Regions from separate parts of the Homo sapiens genome. Here region 2 is linked to region 1. Evidence: chromatin loops called from intact Hi-C (ENCODE). Cell type or tissue: IMR-90. All regions are shown on one strand.

Evidence for each region. A loop is a pair of places that touch in the nucleus more often than their neighbours do. Peaks named below come from ENCODE experiments on the same cell type or tissue, not always from the same donor. Only the 100,000 strongest peaks of a DNase experiment are listed, where the experiment ranks them.
Region 2: a loop joins it to region 1, with 8 times the contacts of the local background. A loop is called at or near these places in 7 of 110 quality-filtered maps.

The regions. Positions count from the first base shown.
Region 1 is chr7:140,324,969-140,327,468 of GRCh38, forward strand. No RefSeq gene overlaps it. Among named protein-coding and RNA genes, the nearest start is that of SLC37A3, 72 kb to the right of the region's middle. In IMR-90, a CTCF peak has its summit at 1,478; a DNase peak (open chromatin) is centred at 1,463.
Region 2 is chr7:139,774,441-139,776,940 of GRCh38, forward strand. All of the region lies in intron 1 of HIPK2 (homeodomain interacting protein kinase 2), which reads right to left. Among named protein-coding and RNA genes, the nearest start is that of HIPK2, 2.3 kb to the right of the region's middle. In IMR-90, a CTCF peak has its summit at 1,532 (motif pointing right); DNase peaks (open chromatin) are centred at 91 and 1,541; H3K4me3 peaks cover 1,317 bases; H3K27ac peaks cover 1,995 bases.

The DNA.
Region 1 (2,500 bases):
GTATGAACAAGAATCTCTGAAACACAGAAAATGAAAGAATTTTGCCTAGAGAGTTTCTTGGGATTGAGGATTAGGAGGAAAGAGGAAATCAAGTTGGGAAAGATCAGTAGCGTTCAAAGAATGAGAAGGTACTCAACAATTTCAAAAGGGAAGAACTGGGACCTCCCAGTTTGATCAGAAAGCAATAGTGGGGGAAGTGTTTCAATCACATTTTGAAAAAGCTTTTTTTTTTTTTTTTTTTGAGAGAGAGAGTCTCGCTCTGTCACCCAGGCTGGAGTGGAGTGGCGTGATCTCGGCTCCCTGCAACCTCCTCCTCCACCTCCCAGGTTCAAGCAATTCATCTGCCTCAGCCTCCCAAATAGCTGGGATTACAGGCGCCCGCCACCACGCCCAGCTAATTTTTGCATTTTTAGTAGAGACGGGGTTTTGCCATGTTGGTCAGGCTGGTCTCAAACTCCTGACCTCAAGCAATCCACCCGCCTCAGCCTCCCAAAGTGCTGGGATTACAGGCATGAGCCACCGCGCCTGGCCCTAAAAAGCTTTTCAAAGGGAAAGACGGAAGTTGTCTTCAAATATATTGAGTTAGCCCTTCAATGTAAATAAGGAAAAAACTGTATATTTTATATATTTTATATATATATACACACACATAAATATACATACACACACACACACGTATCTCAAGAGAAAATATACATTTGTGTTGCTTTTTCCTAGAACCAATGGAAGAAATCATGAGATCCCCAGTGAATAGGATAAAGACCGTTCTAACCATGGGAGCTCTCCAACAATGGAATGGCTTCCCCGGGAGAGCATGCTCTGGTCCTTGAAAGGGGACAGTTTCCGCGGACAGGTTAGTGGCCAGCTGGTAGAGACAACACAAAGGAATTCACACACGAGAGAGGGAGGAAGCCGACTGAGCTCTAAACTCAGTTCAAAGCTGGATTCCAGATGATGGAAGGAAGAGTTGCTGGAAAATAATGTGGTTTTCCATAGGTGGACTGTCCATTCGGAGAATCTGTTCAACATTGGTAGTAGAGGGATGACAGCTGTGAGAGGTGAAGGGGGTGACTGAAGGTCTCTCCTCCCTCCACTGACTCAATTCAGAGGTCTGGAGACATAAAGACTGAAGAAAAAGGTGGACAGAAGCTAATTTAAGGGAGTGAGATTTCGAGTGAAGTTAAGGACCCACGTCTTCTGAGACTTTAGCACAGGCTGAGTCAGGGATTTTGAGGCTGAACTGTCTCAGTGGACGATCTCCAGGTCCTCTGCATCTTCCAGTATAAGGGACTGGGAGGTTACCAGCGGAAATAGGAGGCCAGGGGAGGGAACCGAGGACTTACACAGAGGGGAAACAGAGAGAGAATAACTAGCCAGGAGGACATCTAAACAAACGGATATAAAGTGAGACTGAAATAAAGAGCGTGCAGCACTTTCCTTCAAACAAGTGCAGCAGGCAGTGTCTGGGACTTTGTCTCCCCCTGCTGAGCCAAGAGGTATGAATGGTCCGCCACGGGGAAAGGGTTTTCACAGGCCAAGAACTGCTTCTTTGGGAAGGAAAACATAACCAACGGTATAAAAATCTCCTTCTCTCTCACAACCACCACGACCCTGAAGCATTAAAGAAGCTGGTAGACAGTGACATGGCTGTGCCAAGACCAGATGCGTGTGGAAGGGGACAGCAAAGGGGACAGCACTGGGCACCCCATGGCCACTCTTGCCAAGATTTCTCTGAAAGCTTCTTCCCTTCACCACCAATCCAACCCCTTTATCCAGAGGCTGTGCCAATGGCCTCTCACGGATTGCAGAGCCTGGGGCTGGGAGGGTGGGGGCAGGAAGTTAGGGATCCTCCCTCAGGTCATGACACAGGCTTGCTTCTCAAAAGATCTGTTGGTCAGGCGCCGTGGTTCACGCCTATAATCTCAGCACTTTGGGAGGCTTAGGCAGGTGGATCACCTGCGGTCAGGAGTTTGAGACCAGCCTGGGCAACATGGTGAAACCCTGTTTTCTACTAAAAATACAAAAGTTAGCCGGGCATGGTGGCAGATGCCTGTAATCCCAGCTACTCTGGAGGCTGAGGCACAAGAATCGCTTGAACCCAGGAGGCAGAGGCTGCACTGAGCTGAGATTGCACCACTGCACCCCAGCCTGGGCAACGGAGCGAGATTCTGTCTCAAAAAAAAAAAAAATCTGTTAAGGAGGATTATGAGGCTCTACACTCTCTCCAAGAGCTTGTTCACAGAATAATCTCTTTTCGGAACCTGAGTAGAACCAATAAAAGTAAAACCCACTGGGGCGTGTGGGGAAGGAGCGCTCTCTGCCACCAGTACTTTGGTCACGACTGTTGCCCCTCGCAGCCCCGCCTTCCTGGCTCCAGAATGGTTGCTCTTTATTTTATAACCCTATTAACATCTTCATTCGTCATTCTAGGACACAGAGGCCAGTTACGTCTGCTATTTGTTAGGTACTATTTTTTAATGGAAATCAACTGCAGTGCTGT
Region 2 (2,500 bases), 550 kb before region 1:
CATTTATACTTACTCATTTTTAAAATATAAAACCTAAACACAGGAACAGATATTTTAGGGCATGTGTCATCAAACTCTGCTAACCCAAGATGATTCAGAATCTCATTTCTTGGTAGACAGCTTGGTAGATAGGCATCTTCAGGTCCATCTGATGATGAATTGCAGCAGACAGTTTTTGGAAGTCTGTGAAGTGTTCCTTTACATAAGCCAATAGTAATCAACACAGCATATCTCAGGGAGAGGAAAACATAAATAACTTGGAATTTAGGCTCCTCTCATTCAGAACCCATAATAGAGACCTTGGTGGTTGGCCTTTGCACTAGATATTGAAAAAGCCTCGCAAAGCAAGTTGATGGAGGAAATACAATCACAAGGCAAATGTTTAACCTTCTAAAGAAAATAAACCTTTTTATAAGAAGTTCAGTTCCAAACCACCAAAAACTAACATGCTATTTATAAACCTATCCTTCAAGCAAGCCCTGGAAGACTGATTCTCTTTGCCACCCATTAATTGGTATTATCAAATACCCCTTGTTTCAAAAACAGCATTTCTGTCTAAATCTCTGGCGGTTCAGAACGCTCCATTAATGTATCTGGGCCTTCACCTGGTATTCCAACTTGGTGCAGCAGCACCCCATTGAAACAATTCCCTCTCGTGTCGTTATACTTTTCCTGAGAAGAATCATGCACACTCTTTAGGAGCTCAAAACCCACAAGGAATCCCTCTTCTTATAGAAATCTACAGGAAAAGCTCTGCTCGTTTAGCATGCACACAGGGAGTCCATGTGCTCTGATTGAGACAGGGGAAAAATCAGGTTTCCTGAACCCAGAGGATGTCACCACGGCAGGAGAAAGGAGGTCATCAGAGTCTTGGCACACTCATCACAGTGAGTGAATGCGGGTCCTAGCAACCTAATCCTTGATTCTAGAAGTCACCTGTCTGTTTTAGAGCATGTCCAACAATCTCTTTCAAAAACACCCAGATCTGGGCTTTTGGCAGACTGATGTGGGCCAGTTGAGGTGGGATGGGGAGGAAGATTAGAAAAATAATTATAAAGGTGCACAGATAAACATCCGGAATAAAAGGGTGCACAGCGCAGGAACAATGAAGAGGGCACACGGACAAGATGGAGGGAAACTGAGGGCTGAAAGAGGCCACCGCGGAGGTCACCTGAGACAGGGAAGGAAGGCTGGCAAATAAAAACAGTTCATGAGACTTTTGAGATCCATGATTATTCTTAAACCGTAACACCCTACACACCTGCAGTTCTTTATCTGGCGTAAGGAACTGGAAGAACAATGTAGCAGGAACGGGGAGAGCCAAGTCTCAGCCTCGGGGGCATGGCCTACCTTCCATATGGATTTAAAATGAAAGGAGCAGGAGGAGAACAGTGCAGTTCCCAAGATGGCTTTCCACAAAGTTGACAAAATACACCCCAACTCACATACCCGGTCCCTAGTAACAGGGAAACCAGCCGTTTACTATAGTTCTGAATTCAATGCCAAGTTCCTTCTCTCAACTCACCGGGAGTGTCCAGCAGAGGGAGTCTCAAGGAGGTACTTAATAAAGAGAAAATTGTTTCATTTTAACACTCTAGACAGTGGGAGCATTGACTGTAGCCCCCTCCTGTAGACGCAGATGAACAATGAACGCCCGACATGGGTTCTCCCGCATGTTCACATGTCCACCGGCATGTTCTATTCTGCGTGGTGGAGTGATCAGAAATTTCGTTTTGTTTTGTCGAATGGTTAAATGGACCTTGTGTTCTTCAGAATCAAAGAGGAAAGCCCCTGGAATAACATCTCTCTGTTGCCTTCTAAACAGCCCCTTTGTTTCTAAGAGAGTCTGAAAAAAAAATATTTACAGTCTATAGGTTATTTACAGCCTCGTTATCCAGGGCCTGACTGGTAACTTTATTCCGGCCAGAAACCTAATTCATTTGGAGCCCTGAAACTAATAACAGATTTTCTTTTAAGTTTTTTTTTTTTTAATCAGCCTCTTATAACAGAGATAAAACTATTAATGCCTTCCCTGTCTCACTGGCCACAACTGTTCTCCGGATTTACAGGAGGATTACATTCCCCCCTCGTGCCCTCCTCTGTGCCACACAAACCCTGTCCCCTCTCATTTGCGATTTCATCCACAGAATATCTGAACAAAACCGAAAGAAAGCCGGGGGACCCACGCTAAAAGTATGTGAAGGCTGCGATTTCAATGATTTCATGAGACAAACATTTACACGATGAAACGACTGAAAAATCAGACACACTTGGGTTTAAAATTTCTCCTACTACAAGCACACAAAAACACATCGAAGTGTAAAAACTTAGTTGATTCTGGGTTGCTTTCTGGCTGGAAGCTGACAGAACGGACTGAAGAGAAACGAAAGACAGTGTGCGAGGCAGACCTACTGCTTTTCTGCCTTGCGTTCTTTTCTTTCTTGCTAAAGGCAGTCAAATGGGGAAAAATACCCCGATGCCAGGTGAAGGTGCACAACAC